Linked DNA regions of Mus musculus: region 2 is linked to region 1. A link is a loop called in an ENCODE intact Hi-C map of the cell type or tissue named here. Cell type or tissue: heart. All regions are shown on one strand. Region 1 has its middle 58 kb from the start of Gm23907. Region 2 overlaps Efr3a (EFR3 homolog A).

Evidence for each region. Peaks named below come from ENCODE experiments on the same cell type or tissue, not always from the same donor. Only the 100,000 strongest peaks of a DNase experiment are listed, where the experiment ranks them.
Region 2: it touches region 1 in a loop (2.8-fold over the local background); 2 of 42 quality-filtered maps call a loop at or near these places.

The regions. Positions count from the first base shown.
Region 1 is chr15:65,633,025-65,641,024 of GRCm38, reverse strand. No RefSeq gene overlaps it. Among named protein-coding and RNA genes, the nearest start is that of Gm23907, 58 kb to the left of the region's middle. In heart, a CTCF peak has its summit at 3,307 (motif pointing right); no DNase peak of the experiment used is centred here.
Region 2 is chr15:65,822,669-65,830,668 of GRCm38, reverse strand. It overlaps Efr3a (EFR3 homolog A), which reads right to left. Exons shown (of 23, transcript NM_133766.4): 5 at 5,934-6,055; 6 at 793-942. Among named protein-coding and RNA genes, the nearest start is that of Gm41338, 39 kb to the right of the region's middle. In heart, CTCF peaks have their summits at 4,620 and 4,827 (motif pointing right); no DNase peak of the experiment used is centred here.

The sequences.
Region 1 (8,000 bases):
CTCATATGTACTAACATTTACAGAGGCTCAAGTCTCTTCTATAATAATGGCAGTGTTTGAACATTCAACACATGAGTATACTCTGGGTATGTTAAATTATCTCCAGATCATTTATGATACCTGGTAGACTGCAGATGGTTTTTATATTGCATTATTTTGGAAGTGATGGGAAGAAAACACAGTTATGTTGTTCAGTATAGATAGCATATTTAAAAATATTTCCTATTATTCATAGGTGGAATTCATATGTGCATCTTCCACTGATACAAGGAGCTGACTATCTATCTATCTATCTATCTATCTATCTATCTATCTATCTACATATCATCTATCTATATTCATATTTTTAATGTAAGGCAAAGAAACAATGCATAATGAAAGGAATGCTGCATCAGTGATAACCTAGGGGTTTATAAGCAAGAATATAATTTCTTTTTCCAGTTGAAGAAAGTGTAGCTTTCAGGACTGCATCAGAGGCAGCTGAAGTTAGAGCATCATGGAAGCAGGAAGGCAGGTTGCATAAGCTCAGGAAAACAGTGGAAATGAATAAGGGTCTGGATCAAACTGTGTCCTGATCCACTGGCTAAGGTCTGGAATCCAGGACAGAATAGAAACAAGCTTGGAGAGTGATACTGCATTTTTGTGGCATTTGCATACCTGTAAGTCATTTGCATTTAATTTAGCACATTTATGATGTTCCGTTTTCAACATCATAAATTATGATGTTACCCATGTTCAGTTCATTATGCTTTCCTTCTGTAACTGGGATTCAAAGAACTGTGACATTGTGATCAGCTGCCATGGGATGTGATTGGTGAACCTGGTTATTTCCTTTGCATAAGTTAGATGGGCAGGAACTCAAGAAGAGTAGCAGAAAGCAATAAACACGTTGGGAATGCTTACTCTGGACAACCACAGTCTTCGGAATACAAGTTAAGCATTATTCTTTTGTTTCATATGCATAACTTGATTCAGCATCGATAAAGTCCCTTCCTGGGTGTCAACAGAAGCCCCAGGAACTCTTTCAACCACACTTTCTATGGCACTCACAGGAAAACTACCTTTCACGTTGTCCAACAAGCATTCCAAGACTTCACACGTACCCCATGCTAATTGCATTCCCTTTAATTTTAGCATACTCTAAAGTACATGCCTCCAGCATCTTTTGGATCCACCATCAGTCCCAAACATATACTAATTGTGTCCTGGAATAAAACATCTCCTATTTAACTAGCACATTTTATGTTTTCCACTACATAAACCACAGATTTCCTCATTTCCTCATTGATTGCCCTCTAACAAATTGTAGCTGTGACATGGCAAAACCACATCATCATTTCCTACCCCATTTAAGCTCCTTTTGTCTGTAACAGACAATGGCATCAGCAAACTCTAGTTGCCAACGCGACAGCCAGAACTTAAGCTGAAGAACCCTCCCTCTTCCACAGGGACCCACACTAATTAGTTGCTAAGATCAATTGACTCTGCCACCCTATTTCTGCCTATACTCACTGTTGTTACTTGAGTGTAGGCCACTGTTGTCACGCACTGGCTTCATGCAACAGCATTTTTAACAGTTTCCTCTGTTCAGCTTGTTCCCTCCAACACGCTGCTCATGCTGCAGCTGGAATGACCTTTTCAAAATTACAATGGGAATTTGATGATGTCTCTTTATCACTGGCTCCCGCTGCTCTTGGATCACCCTCTGTTATACGGAAATTATCTTCAGGTTCTAAAGTGATGATCATAGAGGTCAGAAGAGAAGAAGCAAGAAACATATTTGTCAATCTCTCCAGTCAAGTGAGAGAGAGAGAGAGAGAGAGAGAGAGAGAGAGAGAGAGAGAAGAACTACAAGTATCTGATTAGGTACTCAGCTCAGTGAGCATGCAGAAAGATGTCAAATGTAGAAGGTCGAAGCTGCTTCAAGATATAGTGTGTGCACTTGGCAGGGACCTTGTATATTCTCTTCCCAGGAAAGCAAATACAAGAGAAATTGTGCAGGAAGATTACATCTTCCTACAGTAGGACTGCTAACCCATGTAACAGGTCAGGGTGGCCTTTTCTCTTATTTACCAATGGCAGAGCATTTTTGGACCACCCTTCCTCACACAATAACTATTCTAGTGCCTCCTACCTTGCTCTTATTGTCTTACACCCACTCATTGCTGTCATTTTGCATGTTTATTTGTCAAATCCACAATCCAGATTGATATAGAAGTTCATACTCTATGCTTCAGAAATCATCCTGTGTTGTAATCCACTCCTTATTTATTTTATGTCTCCTGTCACATTAAGCCTTAGGTCACCTTAGGACAGCATCTGCTTTGTTTTATTCATCTCTCTGTGTCTCTAGAAACATATGTGTGTACTTCGATTTTTCTGAGGAGGAATATTCATCACATATACAGAGACTGGCCAGAAGTCACGCACCCACTAGTGAGTGTCAGAGTCATGATTACAATAGGCTGCTCTACTAATGCACTGGCTTATCAATGATGTAATAAACGGATCAATTCTATTACACTGCCAACAGTAATGGTGGTAGTTTTATGCCATATAAAAGGATAAATAATACAGATATCCCAGGAGAGTTCCAGAGACCACAGCCTATGGATGAACAATGGACATGAACAATTCCAAAGCAGAAACATGCAAAAGTAAGGGAGTCCTGAACCTATATAGGGTGTGGGATGACTGAAGAGTCATTCTTAGGAGGTATAACTCTGTGATGAATCTCTCAAAATGAGTAGACATGAGTTATCTCACAAGCAAGAATGAGGGGTTTCAGACAGTAGCAAATACTAAGCCTTCCTTGGATCCTGGTGCTCATACTATGGCACTGAACATTGGTTTAAAAGGAAAAAAAAGGTAAAAATGGAATGAGAATACAAAAGAAAAAAATGGAATTGCACCAGAAAAAAGGGATGGTAGGAGCTAGGTAGTGCAACCCCAGAAGGGAGAGCAACCCAGGATGCCTATCAATCACACTGTGCAAGGACAGGGCTAGGCAAGCAGATGGAGAGGGGACTGGAAGCAGAGCTCGATCATCTGTGAGCCAATTTCTGTAACTCCCATCTCGAGCTCTTAATCTGCAGAGTACAAGTGTGCAGAGGCAATTGAATCTGCCGAACAATCAGCACCATTAGTTGCCATCTAGGATGCGTAGGGAGAGGGAGAGAAGGAGGAGAGTGTTTTAGAGGGGGATGTTCTGCAAGGCATCTTCCTGCTAGTGACCTTTTCCACACCTGCTCATGGCCCTAGTGCCAATTCAGATGTATTGCAAAGGATTAGCTTGCAGGAGGCAAGCAAGGGCAATGTTTATTCTGGGCAGTAGGTGGTGCCCTTGTTTCTGTCTCAGAACTTCAGCGTTTGTCTCTTTGCTCTGGAGACCTCAGCCTCAGGATTGACATCTTGTAAGTTATACTAGGCAGAAGAGAAAGATTAATACATGTTGAACTGTTTTTTTTTTTCCGTGACCAGCATGTGCAAGGCCCATGGATATAGAGAATATTATTCAGCCCACACAGCTCCCTAGCCTCAATCAGTGTTCCTCTGCTACTTCCTCTCTTCCTGCCTTGTATCTCACGTTTTCTCTTTGACATTAAAGCCATCATGAATCGAGGACTTACTATGAACCAGGCACCAAGCAGAGCCCTCTCAGTTATGACTTCATTCAGTCTTTATATCACACATATTTGCCACATTCTGCTGCTGTTCTTCTGCTGGTAAGGGAATTAGACAGATATGACAACAACTGGTGGGTAATGAATATGGGACTAGTTTCTCATATCCAAAAGGCCTCATTCTCCCTCCCCCCATCATTTTTATATTTTAATAATCAGACTTAATCATAGTCTATTTTCTACTGGGTCCCTCTGAGAACTTCTGCTGTGAGACTGGGGGTTGCCTTATATGTAGAAACAAGACCCTTTGTCCATTAGAACACCTAAAGAATTTAAAATAACATTGCAACACATCACCAAATCTGAAATATCTACATCCAAAATGGTGATATGGCAGTGACTATGAATTTGCTCCCACACCTGTTTTCCTCTACCTCGGTCAACTCCTTATTAGCCATCTACATGTATTTCATAGGATGGATTGTGCAAATATATTATTTACTTGTTAATCTTATTTATCCTACACCAAACAGCTGACATTTAATGAACATCTACATTGCAGGCTTTGTTCCAAAGGACAGGTTTTCCTTGCTCCCCCCGACCCACTTAGATAGTGTCTTGCTAGGTAGCAAGGATAACCTCCAATTCACTGTGTTGCCCAAGTTGGACTCAAATTTATGACCTTCCTGCTTCTTAGTGTTGGGAATGCAGGCACGTGCATATGTAAGTAGACACATATGCATGATTTAATAGAGACTTTGATTTCAAGGTTCTGACAGTCTAGTAGAAGAGACATGCTAGTAGGTATGTCATCACAAAATGATGTAATAGATGTTATGATGTAGGTGACCATGTGATGCTGGAAGGCTATTACTGTGTACTTAGCACACTCTTGGGCATTCAGTGAAAGAGTTTTAAATAATTGAGTAAATAAACCCAGTTCATAGACCCGCTAAAGGTCTTCAAGGAAGAGATCTAAAGCAAGGAATAAAAGGTGAGTAAAGCAAGAGATAAGGGTGGTATTGGGCAGAGATAATAGGAAATGTGCCCCATGAATACTTCTCCTAGGCTCTGGAAAAACTACTTGGATCACCATATTATGCACAACAGATATTCAGTGAGGCTGTAGGAACTCTCTACCATCATCTAGTCAGAGTGGATGGTGCCTGCCACCGTCACCTAGAATTATATACACTGTAGTGGTTAGTACCAGTTGTCAAATTGGTGAGATTTAGAATCACCTGGAAATATGCCTGTGGTGGATTATCTTGATTAGGGTAAATAAGATGGGAATACATACCCACTTCGGGTAGCACCATTCCCTAGGCTGGGATTCTAGATTGTATAAAAACTGAGGAAGCAAGCTGAGTACAAGCAGTCATTACTCTGTACTTCTGGCTGTGGGTGTGATGTCAAGCTCCAGCTCCTATAGTTTATCTAACATGATGGACTGTATCCTAGAACTATGAGCCAAATAAAACCTTTTTTCCTTAAGTCCCATTTGCCTGAGTATTTTATCCCAGGAACAGGAAGAGTAGCAAAGACATACATGGCATCCACAGACTGCAGTGCGACACTGGTTCTAAATGGGTACCTGGGACACTATTTCTTTGAATCTGGAAACCTCTATGAATGCTTTGGAAGCTGTCTAGCATCTGGACTTGTCCTATCTATTTCACTTGTTTTTCAGACCCTTCCTGAAATATATTCTTTGTGCCTGTAAGGCATAGGTCTTAGCATTCTGCATACAACCCTCTACTCATCACAGGTATTTTTGTACTTTACTCCACATGCAGTATACCCTCTCTCTAGTTTCTCTTTTTCTGTGTTATATACATGAGAATGAGTATCATGTTCACAGGAGCTGGGTTTTATTGTACCTATTTTTTTTCCAACACACAAAGAATAAAGAATTTGGATAAAGTCACTGAGTTGGTAAGTACAGAAATAGGATTTTAAACCATGCAGTCTAAACTCACACTTCCTATAACGTTACACAATATCCAATGAAGAGATATTGAGTTAGTTGGGCATCATATTTGTATCACCATATGAAAATGATCAGTCATGTTACAATTAGGTGTGGGTCTCTTATCAGTGCTTTTCAAACTACTTGCAGTAAAGGACTCATTTACCCATCCTCACCTCAGTGGAGTAATACCTTTGCATACAAAAGGATCCCTAGAAATACATTTATGTGCTAGGACTATGTGTGCATGCACACACATGTGTGTGTGTGTGTGTGTGTGTGTGTGTGCATGCATCTTTGACCATTTACTCCTAGCTTTTGTCTGTAATGTATTGTGAGCCATCTTTGAACAGCACTGATCTGCCTGCTTAGATTAGCAATGTGTTAGTGGATTCAAGAATGAATCAGAAATGTTTGGCCCAGGGTTTTAATGAAAAGAATTGGGAAACCTTAAACCTTGTGATTTTTTGTAAGACTTGAGAAAACCTTTACTTGGGGCTCTCTGTGAAGGGGGCATTTTAATTGTCATAGGATATTCTGGTAGATAGACAGAGTCCAGTCTAGACAACTCCACATACATGTTAACAATGGGAAAAGGAAATTGGGTCAGAACCTAAAAAGAGTCAAAACTACTGTTTGAAAAGCATAGATTGCTCTTCAGTACACAGATTGGATTTGGAAAGGGATGATGGACCTTGCCACTGATTCCACAAGGCAGGATTGTTATTGATGAGTACTTGGGTAGAACATTATAGTTTGAAAAATCTCATTTTGAAGTTTTTCATTGCACTTTAACACACTGGTTATTTCTTATGATAAATAACAGGAGATTATAAATAAGACAGGTAGGGGAAATTCAGTACATGCAAAGGCATAAACAATCTCCTGCACTGAAACTTGAAAGGATCCAAGGAGACTTAGTTCAAGGCCCTCATTAAGGTAAGGAGGTCCTGCTCCTGCAGGGTTAGTTGGGGTGTGGCAAGGGATACAGTTTTCTAACAGTTGAGCTGGAATGAATATTCCAATGCCTGCTCTTATCAGACCCATCAGCCTCAATGGCTCCTAGGATGAGAACAATAATCTTTCCAGATCTAACACATTGTTCAGCTAGTCTGATGGACATCCCAAGGAGAGAATGTTCCATGCTGGCTGGCCTTCTGATCACTTCTATTTGTTGATCAAATTGATACATGAAATATTAGTTTTGGTTTGGATAATTATGTTATAACTTAGAATGATGACTGACAACTTTTTAAATTCAAGTAAATGTTATTGTGATCAACCTTATAGAATTTAAGTTTTGTACTATCCTAACTACTTTTTAAAAAATTGTTTTAAAAGTCAATGATACTTTTGAAAGCAAGTACATGCAAATAGGAATCCATAAAATATTCTGATGAAAACTTTTCTTATTTGAAATATTGTAAGCCAAAATCTAGGAGTCTGTGTGTTGAAAACTCCTAGAAAGTTAAGGAAACACTGGAATTTAGGAACTGAGTAGGGAAAGAAAGTATATAACCATCTGCTGCTGTCTTCCTGGTCATGAGCATGGTATGCATAAGGCAGGGCTAAACTTTGTGTTGTAGTCCCTTTTGCCTCTGGGATATGATACCATTGGAGGCACTGACCCCTTTCATTCAATGGGTGGCACTCTAGTTTCTGGCTAGAAGTTGGTATCTCCTGGAAACTCAATCTAGTTGTCTGGGTCCTGATGGCTTGCACAGTTTATGTAAGTCCTCTGTTCCAGAGGTCTGGAACCCCCTCCTTTCTATGACTCATGAGTTACTAGTTGGCAGCCTAGGTATATGTTCAAATAAAGCTCAAATTATTTCCAATGTCAGTTTGTATTAGTAGGACTCATTGATGCATGTGGAAAAAACTCAATTTAAATAGATTTGCACAAAACCAGACAAGTTTGAAAGTTTCTGGTTTTGAACTGGATTGCATCTAGAGGTTCAGAGTTTACTACTGTGAAATATCTGTATGTTGTGGTTTCATTCTCTTTCTTGTTGGTTTCTGTGGGCTTACTGAGGATCTACTATGCCATGCTTAGTCTGTTATTCAGGCACCAGAGGAGGGGGCATTGATAAAGAGACAGAGACAGAGAGCGGCAGAGAGAGAGACACACAGAGAAACAGGTATACATGCACACAGAGAGACAGTCAGAGAAAGAAATAGTGAGGGGGGAGAAGTGGAAGAAGAAAAGGAAGGATGGAGGAGAGAAGAGGACAGAAACTTCTCAAGAATTCTGAGTAATGTTTACATCTGTTGTGATGTGAATCAGATGTGTATCCTTGGGACATACACTGTGAACAATAACATGAGGCCCATGATCATCAGTCAGGCATGAGGCATGTGGTCATTTCTAGAAGAGGTCAGAGGTCAACCCTAGGTTAATTACCTGCTCA
Region 2 (8,000 bases), 190 kb before region 1:
TGGATTTTGTCAAATGCTTTCTCAGCATCTAACGAGATGATCATGTGGTTTTTGTCTTTGAGTTTGTTTATATACTGGATTACGTTGATAGATTTCCGTATATTAAACCATCTCTGCATCCCTGGGATGAAACCTACTTGGTTAGGATGGATGATGGTTTTGATGTGTTCTTGGATTCGGTTAGCAAGAACTTCATTGAGGATTTTTGCATCGATATTCATAAGGGAAATTGGTCTGAAGTTCTCTATCTTTGTTGGGTCTTTTTGTGGTTTAGGTATCAGAGTAATTGTGGCTTCATAGAATGAGTTGGGTAGAGTACCTTGCGTTTCTATTTTGTGGAATAGTTTGTGAAGAACTGGAATTAGGTCTTCTTTGAAGGGCTGATAGAACTCTGCACTAAACCCATCTGGTCCTGGGCTTTTTTTGGCTGGGAGACTATTAATAACTGCTTCTATTTCTTTAGGGGATATGGGACTGTTTAGATGGTCAACTTGATCCTGATTCAACTTTGGTACTTCAGGATCTTTCTGAAAAGAGATTTTTAATGTCATGTAAATGTCTGTGTGTGCGTGTGTGCATGTGTGTGTGTGCGTGTGCATGTGTGTGTGTATGGGTATGTGCATGAGAATGCAGGTGTGCATGGGGAGCAATGGATCTACTAAGAACTTTAGTTAAGGCAACTCCAAGCTGTCCAAATCAGGTATCTAGAAGAGAACTCTGATCTTCTGCAAGAACAGTATGCCCTTTTAAATTCTGAACCATCTCTGCAGACTCAACTTTAGTATACAATACCTGTCAACTTCTTCTATCTTCTGCATGTTAAACAAAAGGGATGGAACAATCTTATCCATATGCTGTGGTTCCCAAATGGTAGCCCGAAGTTCATCATTAACTGTTTTGCGAACCACACCTTGAATGCCTCTTATTCCAGCAATGCGAATCCTATAAGGATGGGAAAAGAAAGACCCATGAAAACAGGTTATTTAAACAAGTCTGTTTATCTACCTAAAAGAATGTATGTTGATATTGCTCTCTCAACCGTAAAATGTTTTAAAATTATATACAATATAGGTATGAAATGGGAATTTCAAAAGTCTAAGGTGGAAAGAGATACATTTCAAAAGGTGGTTTAGCCATCATCTTTATACATCAGTAAGTTCAAAGGCAGTAATCTACAGGAAGGTTAGTACATGTAATATGTGTTAATAAAAAGCAGCCAAAAGCATAGCTTTCTCTAACATAAGCCATTGTGAAGCCCCAGAGCCAAGGGAGGAGCTCCCAGTTCCTGGTGGCACTGTACTTCTATATACTCTGCCCACTGTTCCCTTAGAAAGACAGCTTTCTATTGACAGCTCACAGCACTGTAGTTCATCAGTGCTGCCCTAACGTCCTATCACAACACAGAAGCCCCAGTTCCCTCACTGCCTTCATTCTCCTAGGGGAAAAAAAAGACTGAAGAGAAGTGATGAAGTTTGCACAGACTGCAGATGGACAAAGTCTCAAGAAGAGTTAGCTGCCAGCCCATGTCTCTTACAAGGTAACTTCTGCTCAAATTACCTCCTTCTGTCCTACTCTCAATTCTTTCCTTCCTTTCCACCATTTGAATAGCAATTGGAATTCTGTTCTGCTCACCTAACACTGCTGTAACAGATTTAAAGAATAGAAAATGTTGAGAAGGAAGTGGTAATGTGTTACACACCCATGTGGGTACAGTGAACAATTCAAGAGCAACAGGTAGGGAGAATGGGGATGACAGAAATAAGACACCAATGGGAAATGGAATGGAAGATTTAAGACAACTTCTGCCTATTTCAAAGCTCTGCCTATACACGCTTCTTTCTAAACTACTGATCACAAGAGTGAAAATCGAACAGCACTACAGAGGGTGTCTGCTCTACATATCTGCTATTCCCTGGGGAGGAAGACAAGCACAAGTTATCGAAAGGACAGGAGCTTAAGTGGAGCAGGAGACGGTGGTGACCTGCTGTAAGGCAGAGGGTGCATGCTGGTGACCTTTATGAGCCACTTCAGCTACACAGCCAGCACCTAATCCAGCTCTAAGGCCTGTCCTGACCAGTATAATCTATCTAGTCTCGGTCACCAAGACGATTTAGTTTCCACATGAATAAATTTGTATCATATATGCTTTAAGGGTGCTGTGAACAGTTGAGTGATAAGCTGAACAAGAACTTGCTCACAGTAAACAGTCAACAAGCATTAGCTATTTGTGTGTCAGTCACTATAATGCTCTTATAGCTGCAGGTTCTTAGAGAAAACAGACTATGATGTATAAATTTACAAGTATTAACTATTTCTGTAAAGAAATACAAGAAAATCTTAATACAGCCACAAATGATTTGGTGTACTTCCTGCAAGATATGTTAGAGCAATGGTGTCACAAAGCTTGTGGGAGTGGCCAACCAATGTCTGATATGACTTAAAGTCCACTCTAGGAGATGGAACCCACACCCAACACTACTTGAGTGACCAAGAACTTAAGACTAGATACCTCAGTCACCTAAGATAAAACTAAATAATACTGGTCTAAAAAAGAAAGCCAAATGTAGTGATAAGATGATTCCCAATGCTATTCTGCTCTACCTGCAGACCAGCCCCGTGTTCACCTAGCATCAGAGCAGCTTTCTCATGAAGCAGATGAGAACAATAGAGACCTCAGCCAGACATTATGGAAAGAGTGAAAGTCTTTAGAATAGTCAGCCTTAAATGTGATGTCTCCATCAAATCCCTCCCCTCAAAGTTCAGAAATCCCTGAGAAGAAGTGGAAAGAGTGGAAGAGCCAGAGGGGTAGAGGATACCAAGAAAACATGTCCTTCTAAATCAACTGAGCAAAGCTCAAATGACCTCAGAGACTCATGCAGCAAGCATGGGGCCTGCATGGAGCTATCCCAGGTCCTACGCCTATGTATTATGGCTTCCAGTGAGTCTCTGATTCTTGAGCCATCTCTTAGGCTCTTTTCCTTCTGTTGGTGTATTTTGTACAACTTTGACATGTTTCTTTTTGTTTTAGTTTATATTTTAATTTATTTTTTAAAATGGATGGGCAGATAGGGGAGGTGCCCAAGAATCAACTGGGGTGTCCTTAGCTGTGACTCACAGCATTGGGGATAGGGAGCCTGGGGAGGCTGCCTCCTGTGGCCAGGCAGGAACCCCAGTGGAGGGACAGGGACACCAACCCATTCACAAAACTTTCGATCCAAAACTTATCTAGTCTACAAGAACTGCAGGGATTAGGGATGGAACACAGAATGAGGGGGTAGCTAACAAATAACTGCCCAACCCATCCCATGGGCAAGTACCAATCTCGATGATTAATGATACTCTGTTTTGTTTACAAGACATGAATCTAACATGGCTATCCTGAGAGTCCAGACCCACCAACTGACAGATCAGACAGATACAGATACCCACAGTCAGAAGATGGAGCTTGGGGACTTTTATGGAAGAATAGAAGTAAGGATTGCAGTCCTAAAGGGAAAGAGACTCCACAGGAAGACCACTAACCTGGACCCTTGGGGCTCTAAGAGACTGAACCACCAACCAAAGAATATACATGGGCTGGGCCTAGGCCTTCCCTCACATATATAACAGATGTACAGCTTGATCTTCATTTGGGTCCTGAACAACTAGAGCAGATGCTATCCCAAAAGCTGTTGCTTGTATATAGGATATGCTCTTCTAGTTGGGCTGCCTTGTCTAGCCTCAGTGAGAGAGGAAGCACCTAGCCTCAGGGACTTGAAATGCTAGGGTTGGGGGATACCCAGGGGGGCCTCCACCTGCTCAGGGGAGAAGGGGAGGGGGGAAAGATTATGGGAGGGGGTAGTGAGCAGAATATAAAATGAATAAGTAAAAAACAAACAAAAATAGATGGATGGATGGATGGATGGATGGATAAAAACCTAGCTACTAAGGTAAGACTAACAAATGAATCGTCACTGAGAAAATCCAACAGAGTGTGACACTGAGTATAGCAACCCCTCCAGGACAGAAGTAGATGAACACCATATAATGGACTCCATAGTAAAAGTCTGTGTGTGCGTGCACAAATGCCCATGCGCTTGAGATCCTACACATTTACATTTGTTTACAGTTGGTGAATTATTGCTTTATTTTGTATTCTTGGTTTGGTTTGGAGAAACATTATTGTACTGGGTTTTTATTTGTTTTTGAGAAAGAAACTAAAGTTGGGTGGATAGGGAAGGGAATAGGAGAATAATTTCTAGACTCATCTCTGACTGTCCAAGCCTGAAGGTTCTGCAGGACTTGTATTTTACTAAAGTGTAAAAGGATAAAAAATAAGAATCTAAGTTGGAACCTGAAAAGAAATTTAAATAAACTGAAGAAAACTGAATTGACTTTTACTCAAGGAAAAAAATTGCAACTTGTATCTTCAAGCATTTTAATTGAAACATTGTTTTAACAGTGATTCAAATGAAAACTTGGCAATTTTAACTTCAGAAACTTGTGCTGATAAATGACCCCTAATTGGTCAACCATAAAAAAATAGACATATAAACATTAAATGGACTCAGTGGGTTGTATTTATACATTTAAACACACACACACAAACATACACACACACACATATGCACTCCCACACAAATATAAAATAATCATAATTAAAGAAAAAAGATGTCATGAACTTGATGGAAGATAGAAAAGGTTGGAGGGAAGTGAGGGATGGAAGATAGAAAAGGTTGGAGGGAAGTGAGGGGAGGAGAAATTATGCAAATACAGTAAAAAAATAGTAATTCTGGATATAAATAGTATGTTCAAAATACAAGGTTTTCCACCAGGGGGCGATAAATAGTTAAAGATAAGGTAATTTCATGTTTGAATTATTCAAACACATTTTCTTATATGATTAAAAGCATTTTAAAATGTCTGTTAGGAGATAAAATTTTAGTAGTGATGAGGTGGCCAGGAAGGTTTAAGACATCACATAGTGAATAAATGGCCTGGACTGTAATGAGGAGAAATTACAGTCAGGCCAGTCACATGGAGAAAATGACTATAAAGTCTCCTCAGCATCCTTTCTCCAGTGACCCATAAGTCTCACGCCTGCTTTCACTGTGTGCACCTGCTGGGGGCACACTCTGAAGCAGTTCAGAGAAAATACACCGGTTCTCCATTACTAACATAACCTCTGAATTAGGATGGCAGTAATGCTCACACTAATATTGTTTATCAGCATCATTTTTACTTTTATTTTTAACTACACACCATTAGTCACTAGTCAAAGTGCTCAGTAATACAGCAGTGCTCAGAACAAAAACCCCTGGCCTCCTGTCCTGCTCTCTACCAAGAGAACAGGAAAGGGAAAAAGGTTCGGAGTGGTGGTGCACACCTTTAATCCCAGCACTCAGCAAGCAGAGACAAGAGGATCTCTCTGAGCTCATGCCAGCCTCGTCTACAAAGCAAAAAGCAAGGTCTAGAGTGACTAGGATGACATAGAGAGGCCCCATATCAAGAAAACAAAAACAGAATAAAAATGAAAAGATAAGGAACAACCACAAGTAGCTCAGCAGTAGGTAAGAGTGAGGTTAGTAATGAAGTCATCCAGGAGCGAACCCTGAGTGAAGTGAGGACAAAGCTGAACACGCTAGACTGAGAACATAGCTTCTGAATGGACTGAAGAGGGCCATGCCCAGAGTAATCCCGAGACAGCAAGCGGATCACAGGAACTGAAACAGGCAGAGGAGGAAATGGGTCACTCTGGACGAGAATAAGGACTCTGAATTTCAACCACTTTCATCTTGCACATTCAGTTGAATACTGTATGTTCTAACAATGGAAGGCTGTTTCATGAGCATCTCTCATGCCTTTTGTAGTCACTGTGAAGTACAGCAGCACAATATTCAGTCACTTCTTGTATCAATCACTTAAGGTAAGTCATGAGGTAAAACAGTACATACTCGGTTCGTATTTCTGGATCACTATGACAGGAGTGACACATGGCACTGAATCGAGATACAAAGAAGTCATAACGTCTATGATAGGACGGTGTATCTTCTTCAATATTTGCAAATTTGACAAACTAAAAAACAAAAATAACAATACAAACAAAATACGTCACCTTTTAAAAGTGAGTAAACACATTTAGCCTCCTTATCTATTACACTAACAAGCAACATCCAAATAAGCAAATGGAACACATAAAACAACAAATGCTGTATATGTACAAATACTGTATATGTATATGTAATAATAATCTTTTAGAAAACCAATGATACAGCTCTCTAAATAAAAAGAGTATGCAACCTGGCTGATGTTCTGTAAGACATTTACTTTTACACTTTTGTTTTTTGTATTTTTCAAATTTGCTATAATAAACACATCACTTTTAAAATAGAATAAAAAGGTAGAAACAAAACAAAAATGGACACTAAGACCTTTCTTAAATGTGAGGGGGATGTTGAAGAGGATAAACCTTAATTCTTTTGTTATTGAAAGTTATAAATACAAAGATAATCTAAGCAACTGTCTGTGGCAGACAGCTTCTACTGCCCTTGTAGATATAAGAGCAGAACATAAAATGTGAGGACACTCCAGAGGAGCTCTCCCAGTTCACAGAAGTCCTAATTCTGCAAACTGCAAGTTCTTTTGTGCTAATTTCTTAAATAAGGTGGAAGACAACAGAGAAAGGCACATATGTCTAGCTCTTTCTTCCACATACTTATGCATGGGTATGAGAACTCATACACACATGCATACATCCCCATACATAATAATAATAATGATAATAATAATAGAAGAAGAAGATGGAGGAGACAGAGTAGGAGGAGGAGGGAAAGAAAAAACTTTATTTTATTATTTGGGAAACAGACATGTTTAAGAGATACCCTGAGATACCACACAATCCTTTAGGTGCAGGCTTCCTCATCTGGAACACTACTAGAATCGGGAGCCAGATAAAGCTTTAGCTACAGGACCTCCTCGGGGACTGCAGGACGTTGAGCAGTTCTCACCTCCTGGATGACACCTACGCTTCAGACTCCACCGCACAACAAACCAAAACGCTGCAGACACTCATCATACATGGCAGGACAGACAGGCTGAAGACCCATGCTTTACTGGAATAACTAATTTTGCTGACTGTTCCTTCTGGATATGATTCAACAATACTTAAAATTATTAAGATTAGGGATGAGGCTTGAATAATGGCAAGGATCAACCAAGTAAAAGCATAAAAGGAATCTATATTTTCCCCGATTCATAGTACACAAAACTATGGAGTACTTTTATAGCACAAACTACATAAACACAAGCTCTAGGGTAAGACCTAGGACTGAATCGCTCTACAGGTACTACATTCTTTTTGTCTCATGACAAATCATTTAACTGTGACTCCTCACACATCAAACAGGAATTTCACTTCCAACTGTGAACTAAATAACGCAATATATTTGAAAAGCCTAGTATACAACATGTTTATCTAAAAGAATAAACAAAATCTACTTGATCCAAAGTTGCACATTGCTGACATTTATAGCTATTATGTACTATTATATTTAACAAGCTACGCTTTAGTTGTTTTCTGCGCCTGTGTGAGTGAGTGTATGCACATGTGCCAATAGGTATGCACGGAGGTCAGAGGAGCATATTTGTGTGGTGTTCTAGCACTCTCTGCCTTATTCTCTGTAGGCAGGATCTTTCATTGAATCTGCAGCAAGGATGGTGGCCAACAATCCAGGGAGATTCTCCTGTCATAGCCCAATACAGTGCTGGGATTACAGGAGCACAGGAGACCATACCAGGCTTGTTATGCGGCCTTGAGAATCTGAACTTCAGCTCTCATGCTTGTGCAGTGTATAACCACTGGACCATCTCTCCAGGCATGCTCACAAAATTCTTTCATTATAAGACACATGCCCCTTTCGAATTCATAGTGTCTCAGATCTCAGAATATTGATGCAGAATGTATGGGATACTTGTTTAACTTGGCCATGGAGCATCATAAATCTGACAACCTATCACAGAGC